2 separate regions of the Homo sapiens genome follow, and region 1 is linked to region 2. A link is a contact called in ENCODE Hi-C or POLR2A ChIA-PET data. All regions are on one chromosome and are shown on one strand. The core of a region is the stretch at or near the end of the contact, and the rest is flanking DNA. Distances in the headings are between cores, read along the strand shown. Region 1 has its middle 15 kb from the start of PLA2G4E. Region 2 overlaps EHD4 (EH domain containing 4).

The links. Hi-C counts contacts between places; a loop is a spot of excess contacts on that map. ChIA-PET counts read pairs that join two places held with the same protein, here RNA polymerase II (POLR2A). Pooled maps may share reads with other maps.
Region 1: a loop to region 2 is called in a pooled map, with 2.9 times the contacts of the local background. The contact joins two enhancer-like sites. A Hi-C loop is called at or near these places in 2 of 50 pooled maps. POLR2A ChIA-PET finds 5 or more read pairs at or near these places in 2 of 52 experiments (HEK293 and HepG2).

The regions. Positions count from the first base shown.
Region 1 is chr15:42,034,162-42,038,212 of GRCh38, forward strand. It overlaps a transcript of PLA2G4E not described here. Among named protein-coding and RNA genes, the nearest start is that of PLA2G4E, 15 kb to the left of the region's middle. Within about 2 kb of position 1,315, at least 6 of the 41 ENCODE cell types and tissues checked have a DNase peak (open chromatin) inside an H3K27ac peak, as active enhancers do.
Region 2 is chr15:41,955,336-41,959,617 of GRCh38, forward strand. The region is part of intron 1 of EHD4 (EH domain containing 4); the gene reads right to left. It overlaps LOC124903477 (a long non-coding RNA gene), which reads left to right. Exons shown (of 2, transcript XR_007064603.1): 2 at 1-1,330. Among named protein-coding and RNA genes, the nearest start is that of EHD4, 15 kb to the right of the region's middle. RefSeq lists an enhancer at 1,939-2,058. Within about 2 kb of position 2,861, at least 4 of the 41 ENCODE cell types and tissues checked have a DNase peak (open chromatin) inside an H3K27ac peak, as active enhancers do.

The DNA.
Region 1 (4,051 bases), core at 65-2,564, 77 kb after region 2:
CAAGACTTTTAGTGCTAAAACTGGAAAGTTCCAGGCAAACTGGGATGATCAGATCACTTATTTCTAATTTCCCTTGAAAGTATTTTTGGAAGTAGAGACATACCTGGTATGCCAGACCCGGAGTACTCCTAGGCTTTGTAATTATTTGAGGCAAAATAATTTGATTACTTTCTGATTTTATTTTGGAGAATATGAAGAAAATCTGTATGTGCTGATTCTGAGTACATAAGCCAGTCCTGAGGTTAACGGTTGACTGTGTCTGTATGTGGGATGCTGGTATAGTGGACACATGAACCTAGAGTCCCTTTCCCCTTCCTCTGATAAGAAAGCACCGTTTTCCTTTAGGATCTTATGGAGCTGTCATCAGGGAATCATCCTCCTTTCTCAAAGGTGGGCCCCAACCAGTCTGGCCAGTCTCATTCTCATCCTCTTAGACTCAGTGATTGGTTCAGGAACAATTAAATCTCCTCCTCTGCCCCCTCCTCTTCTACGTCCTCTTTTTAAGGATTATATGAATATTGAGAAAGAGAGAGAAGAAGAGGTCAGCTTTGAGTTATTGGTGGCCATCTTTGTCACCATGTGGAAGGACTCAGCCTTAAAAAGTTGAGAGAAGGAGAAAAAAAGACAAAATCCTGAGGACATGATCTGGACTGCTAGATCCAGCTATGCCTGAAGCCTATATGCCCCTTGGACTTCCCAGTTACATGAGACAATAAAGGCTTTTTATTTGCTTAAGCGTATTTGAAATCAGCTTTAGTTACTCTGCCACTTGCGCCTGAACAGAACTCCACACAGACTCCTGATGTGCCTGGCTGCCACATCTGCAGGAGGGCTGTACTCTGGGCTCTGTGCAGGGGATCACAGGGGTGATGCCTTTCACTGTCCCCTGAACTGAGTCCCTTATGCCTTTAAATTAGGGCATATGCTCCTCCAGGGCACATCTACGGTGGGAGGCACATGTCTGAACATTTGCCTTCAGGAGCCCTCTTCTCCGAATCGTGGGGGAAGAGATCTTCCAAGTTCCTTCTCTCATCTTCCTGTTCTTCTCGCCTCATTTCCAGGATTTGCTCTGATCTCTCATTTGTCCTTGACTGGAAGTCAACACTGTCATATGTCTACCCACCACTCACATACCTTACTGCCTTGGTGACATCCCCTGCATAGGGAAAGCCTCTCCCCATCCTGGGAGGAGCAACCAGCACCTGAAACATTACATTTCAACACCTGTAAACTGGGACAGATGAAAAGCGTTGGTTATTGTCCATGCCTAGGGGCTAGAGAGTGGGGACTCACCCTCGTTCTCCTGCTGGGAATGGGAGAGGCAACCATGCTTTCCCAGCGAGTAAGGCTCAGTTGAAGGAAGGGAAAGGCAGGCAGGATGGGGCAGGCCCAGGGGATGTTGCAAAACAGCCACAGGAAATGGAAATCATGTCATATGCAAATCAGGATAAGAATTTGCAGATGGGCTCGGCACTTGGGCTTCAGGTTAATTTTTTAACCAAAGGTTAAACACTATCCCTAGGAAGAGAGAGAGGGGAAGTGATTGGGTAAGGAGCACCCTGGGGCCTTTGACTCTGTCACCAGTGTGATTTTTTAAGGCTGGGCAGTGGAGTCATAGGTATCCATTTTATTATTCTCTATACATTTTGTATATCGTATATATTGCTTTATACTTTTTTAAAGCAACCTGAATTCATGTCTATCACTCCCAGGCATTTCTTTACTCTTTCTCTACCTATGTGTGTGTTCCTGAGCTATACTTGGAATTATTTCACGTTTTTAAACTTTATATAAGCTAGGTAACATACAAATATCCATTCTGCTATAAACATGTTTTTTTTCTCTACTTTACATTAGGCTTGTAAGATTCACCTATATTGGTTAACAATAGATATGGTTCATTCATTTTCACAGTTGTGACCTATTCCACAACTTATGATTTTGTGGGTTAGACATTTAAGCTGTTCCTAATGATGGCAGCGGCGGACCATCTGGAGCGGCCGCTGCCATCACCGGCCGCAGCAGGGAGGGTGCGGGGAGGAGGCCGACAGCCTCCTCTGCAGCCCACCGCCCTGGGGGCCGCGGCGATGGGGCTGGGCCAGGTCGCCCGCTGGCAGAGGAGCAGCGCAGCTGGGGAGCAGCGCGACTGGGGAGAGCAGGGCCCTGAAGTGGAACTGGGCCCAGAGCGGTGCTGCTCTTGCACTGGGAGCAGGAGCCCCAGGAGGGGGAACTGGGGATGCGCTTCTGGGGCCCGGGTCTGAAAGTGGGAGCGGTGCCGCTTTGGGGACCAGCCAGCGGGGCAGCCATTGCTGCCATCGCCGAGGATGCCGGGTTCCTGTGCCTCGGGTGGAGGCTCTGCTCGGCGCTGCTCAGGGCCGCGTCCCCAGGTCCACCCTGCATCTGGGTGACCGCCTAGCCTGACACTCCCAAAGGCTGGGCCAGGGCCTGCCATCCACACCACCCTGGACCGCCCCTGGTTGCCAGGGCAACAGAAGGGAGCTCATAGCCGTGTCGCCCCTGCCCTGGACACTGGCCGGGGCCCAGCCAGGACCTGGAGCCCCTGCCCCAGGCTGCGAAGGAGGGGCGGATGGAGCTGCATGCTCCGCGGAGCTGGCGGGAGCCGGGAGCCGGGGAGCAGGCAACAGCCCAGGTTGGGGCTGTGGGCCTGGGCCTCTGTGTGCTCTTGGGGGCCCTGGGAGTCCCCCCGACCCCCCGGCCTTGCAGGCTTGGAAGTGCCTGCTCCCGTTGCCTGGCTTCTCCCCGCTGCCGGCGCCCACTCCGATCTCAGAGCACCGTGGGGCCGAGTCCAGGTGCTGTTGCAGCCTGGCCGAGGGTGCACATATTTGGGGCAGTGCTGGTATGCCAGCCCCCTGCCGCTTCAGCCCCCTCCAGACTTTGGGTGCCAACGAGCATGGGGTGGGGGGTGAGGCCAAGGTGGGGGACTGAGGGCAGCTCCGTGCTGGCCTGTAGGTGCCCCTTGGCACCAGCAGCCTGGGCACCATAGGTGGCAGCAGAAGGCAGACAAGCTCCTGGGTAGAAGGGGGTGGGTCCCTGGTGAGGCCCCACCTTCAGGCCAGGCTGCCAGTCCTGTAGATCAGAATGGGAACTTGTGGTACCTTTTCCAGGCTCACCCATGGCTGCCCACGGACCAATGTGCGCGCACTTCCTCCCCTCGAAGCCCTGGGCTCAGCCAGAGCAGAGCGGTCGTCAGGATGACCAGCTGCTGAGAGGAGCTTCCCACTCCAGGGCCTCCTCTCTGCTAGGAGTTGAACACTAGTAGGGACGCCCTGGCTGGGAAAAGAGCTACCTACTGCGGGTCTCCTCTGAGCTGTTCTATTGCTGGATAAATCTCCTCATCTTCTTGCTCACCTCCCACTTGTCTGTGTACCTTGTTCTTCCTGGTCACAGGACAAGAACTTGGTACCTGTCTAATGGCGGGTCTAAAAGATCTATAACACAAACAGGGCTGAAACATGCCCCTTGCTCACTTCGTTGTGGGTGAAGAGAAGGAGAGAAGAGCTGCGGCCCTTCAGGGAACCCAAACCTGGGAGCTCATGGAGCCACATCTGTGACTCCCTCTTCGGGGCCCTGTGGTTCCCGGCATCTCCAAGCTTCTGGGCACCACCACATTCCCTGGAGCCAGCTGTGGAAGCTGCTTGCGGTGCACCTGGAGCTGCCCACCTCACTGCGGCAGCTGGCATGTAGCCAGACCCCACGTTTGCTCACACACCCATTGCTGCTCTATGCAGTCTCCCTTGGCAGGGATCCAGGCTGGTAGTGTGAGCTGAGTGCAGCCTGCCAGGCTGAGTGGGCAGAACGAACCCAGCGGACCCAAGCAAAACTTGGGCAAAGGTGCCAATAGCCACAGGTTTCTGGCCAGAAAAGTGACACCCCAAAGATCCCATAACATTAAGTTTTGCTGTTACTGTATTTCATCAGTTCCAAGGTACACATTTTTTCCCATTTTAAAATCTGTGAAATAAGAGATACTTTTTAAAAACTTATAATGTGTAATATTCTGATGTGTAATATCTAAGGTATTGGTATATCT
Region 2 (4,282 bases), core at 1,611-4,110:
CATTCAGACTCCAGAACTTGCACTGTCTTCAGAAATGGCCTCAAGTTAGTGGTTTGCTCAGGGGTGAAGAGCAAAGCAAAGTTCAGGGCCTCATCCCAGGGTGTGTCACTTGGCATGAGGGACGAGGACCCCCATTTCCTCTCAGCTGAGGGGAAGAGCTCTCCACAATGTCCCCCTGCACGGTCCTCTGGCTACCCTGACAACAAGGGCCAGCTCTCCCTACTCTCCCTGGAGTAAAGCTGGGCTCAGGAGGTGCTACCGTTTCAAAATGTGTTCAGCTTTAATTTTTAAAATATCTTCAAGAGTTTCTCCATCAAAACCTCTGTATCCCTAATAGCCTAGAAATGTTCGTGTTGATCAATTCTTACACATTCCACACAAATCTGAGAAATGCTGGTAAAAGTTACTGTGAGGGATGCCCACTCTGTGAAACTCCAGCCTCTATGGAGTGGATGCAGAGCGTGTGGACTCCATATACCCATGGGAATGTGGAATTTAGGTTTTACAGCCCCTCTGGGATCTCAAGGGTGAAGACATTCAGCAGCGAGGCTGGAATTCAAAGCCAGATCACACTCTTGCCTCCACTCACGTCCAGTTTGATTTTTACGCCCTGTGGCCTGGATGGGGCTATGTCTGGAGGCTGGTATGACTGAGGGAGGAGAGACTGCTGGGGAGGGAGGGGCTTGGGAGAACAGCAGCCAGTGTCGCCCAGCTCCCCGCAGCACACACAGTTCGCAATTCACGAAAATGTGAGGTGCGGGAGTGGGTTTGAAGCTTGACAGGCACTTTGCTCCAGAATCAGTGCTAATAGCAACGGTGGGCTGGCCAAGACGGCCTACAAAAGGTCACACACACTGATTAAAGGGATGAACCAGACGAGAACTGCAGCGTGTGCTTTTTGGGGAAGAGCTCGGTGTGGAGCTCCACCTTGGGTGGCTCGCGGCAACACGGCCCCTTCTCGGCACCTTCACCAAGCCTGGCCAGGAGGAGGCCCTTCAGATTCCGGGCCAGGGAGGTGAGCATACGGATATCGTAGTTAAGCAGTGAGTCCCCCAGCTGGACAATCACTCACACAGCACAGGTGTTGAAGTCAGACATCACTGTCGAGGAGTGCCTGAATTACTTTCTGATGTTTCATTCCTGTACAAGTACAGCAAATCCCACTACTTTTGAAATAACAGGGGTTTCAAGGAAAAATATAAATGAAAAAATTGTTTAAAGAAGAGCAGATGTTTCCTACATTCAAGTTTATATTGCAATCGAAGCCAGAGTTTTCTAAGTAGCGACCCTACTGGACAGACCTTTAACAATAAATCATTTTTAAAGTGTGCTTCAAGTGTGAAATAATTTGAAGTCAAAGGTGTCCCCCTTTGACTGTGACCTTGGTAAATCAATCTCTGGATCTCAGACACAGAGGAAGAACTAGAATTAGGAAGAATTACTGTATTATAAAGCTTGCTTGCATTATCAATTTGTTTGGTGATACTTTCACAGATAATACAAAGTTAACATTCAGTGTTCAATTTCACCATCAAAGAAATACCAGTAAAGACAGAGCACATTAACAAATTTTTGAAAACTCGGAATCATCAATGCTGGCAAGGGTCCTGTGAGATAAACACCCTTATATATGTTGGTGGGGGAATAAGTTGGTCTAACTTCACTAAAAAGCAATTTGACACCATGTGTTAGAAGCCTTTAAAATGGGGGTCTTGCTGGGAGCGGTGGCTCGTGCCTGTAATTCCAGCATTTTGGGAGGCCGCAGTGGGAGGATCGCTTGGCCTAGGAGTTCGAGACTAGCCTGGGCAACATGGAGAAACCCCGTCTCTACAAAACATACAAAAATTAGCCAGGTGTGGTGGCGTGCATCTGTAGTCCCAGCTACTTAAGAGGCTGGGGTGGGATGGTCGCTTGAGCCCAGGGAGGTTGAAGCTGCAGTGAGCTGTGACCATGTCACTGCACTCCAGCCTAGGTGACAGAGTGAGACCCTGTCTCTAAATAAATAAAGAAAAAATAAACTCAAATGGGGATTTTGCGGAGTTGACCTCTAACAGCTCGTGCTGGTGTTATTTGAGGGCCTGTTTCCTCTCCTCTCTTGGGCTGTCATTTCCTGCAGGGCATGGTCTATATACTCAGTACTTTAGAAACCTGGAGTCTGGTAGGAATGATTTGAGTCAGCCTCTTATCTTTACAAGCGACAAGACTGAGGGTTAGTGCAGGAACATGGCTTGTTGCTGGTCAAACTCACAGGGTGGCCATGCAGGATCCAGAACCTGCAGCCCCTTTCTCCTGGCCCCAGACTTCTGCTCTTACACCAGGCACAGCACCATCACCCTGGGGTCCTACACTGCCCCCAGCTCCCTGGTGCTCTAAGCAGGACCTGGCAGATCCCTGACTTTACATATGACACTCTAAGCTGATTGCCCTGAAGAAGATTTTTCACTGGGGGACTGCAGAAACTCAGATTCATCTGTTACACTGCTGGGTAAACAGGTACATGTCAGTGCAGTGAGGGAACTCGGAACAACCAAGACACCAAGTATCTGACATGGAAAAAGGGAGAATGAAGTGATGGATCCACACACAGCAAGCTGGAAGGGAAGAGTCTGAGCTGATGCTGAGGTGCAATGTGCATAAATGGGTCAATCACACAGCCACACGGGATAGACAGCCTGATCAACTGTGTTAGACATTTCTCACGGTGGGAGTGCCTCAGAGGCTTTCCCAAAGCTACGAGTTTCAGGGACTCTAGTATTATCTGCAATAACAACAATTCAAAGGAACAAGAGGACACAGGAAGACCACCGTGATTCAGAGCTGATTAGCCCCTCCACAGGCATCCTGTGCTTTGGAGACTTGATTTTTGTCCTTGGCTCCACTTTGCTCCCCCTTTCCTGTGTTCTCGGAGAGGCCTGCCAATTCCAGCAATGATTGCTCCAAGGTTCTCGAGCCAAGCCAGCCACATAAAAAGGTATGGACATTTGGATTCCAAGCAGCTGGGCGGAAGGGATGGTGGGATGGATGGGAGACCTGACATCCCCTTGTCCTGGTCCGATGAGGTCCCCAGTTCAGACTCATCCAAGTGGCTCTGGGGTACCCCGGTTGCCAGCATTCAGCCCAAGCTCACAGAGCTACTTTGATGCAAGAGTATATATGGATGGTGTCTTCTTTTTTTCATTGCTTAGGCTAGAATTTTTTTTTTCACTTCATAGAAGTGAATGTCATTTATGACAAGGGGAAGAAAAAAAACTCTCAAGATATTGAAAACAGAGATACTCTCAATATGTCCAAGCACCATCTTCTCAACGATGAGCTTAAGAATGAATAAAAACCAAACAAATCTAAGTGGCACATTATTCAAACAAATGCTGGAGTAGTGGGCAAAGCATTACACTTTAAATAAATATACCTAACGCTTGAGGACTCGTTATGTGCTAAAGTCTTTACATGAATAGTCTCATTTCATCCTAACTACCTTATGGGCAGGTACTATTTCTATCCCTATTTTACAGATGAGGAAACTAAGGCTCAAATGGGTTAAGCGGTTTATTAAGATGAAGGATTTCTTACTAGTCTTATGAGGACACCACCCACCCTAAATCAGAGCCTGAGAGGCCGACGGGTTCCACTGGGAATGTTTACAGGAACGTGTCCTGTGAATCATAACAAATACACAAATGTAAGATTTTAAAAATAATACGGCACATATATTTTGAGTGTTGTATGAGCATTATTTTTAAATTATCAAGCCAAATCTAAAGAAATGGTTTGTGTGGGCTGGGCGTGGTGGCTCACGCCTGTAATCCCAGCACTTTGGGAGGCCGAGGTGGGCGGATCACGAGGTCAGGAGATCGAGACCATCCTGGCTAACACGGTGAAACCCCGTCTCTACTAAAAATACAAAAATAAAATTAGCCAGGCATGGTGGCGGGCGCCTGTAGTCCCAGCTACTCGGGAGGCTGAGGCAGGAGAATGGCGTGAACCCGGGAGGCTGAGCTTGCAGTGAGCCGAGATCGTGCCACTGCACTCCAGCCTGGGTGACAGAGCAAGACTTTGTCTCAAAAAAAAAAAAAAAAAAAAAAAAAAAAGAAATGGTTTGTGTGATGATAAACGAGATCTTAAAATATGTTCGTGCATACCTTGGCATCTGTGCATGGAGTTTGGGGGTTCAATTCATTGCTATTGCCTGAAACATTTTTAAAATAAGTTTTGGAAAGTTTCATGTAATATATTTTTCTTCAGAATACTTACTTGATCCACTATTTCACTAGGAGAGGGATGA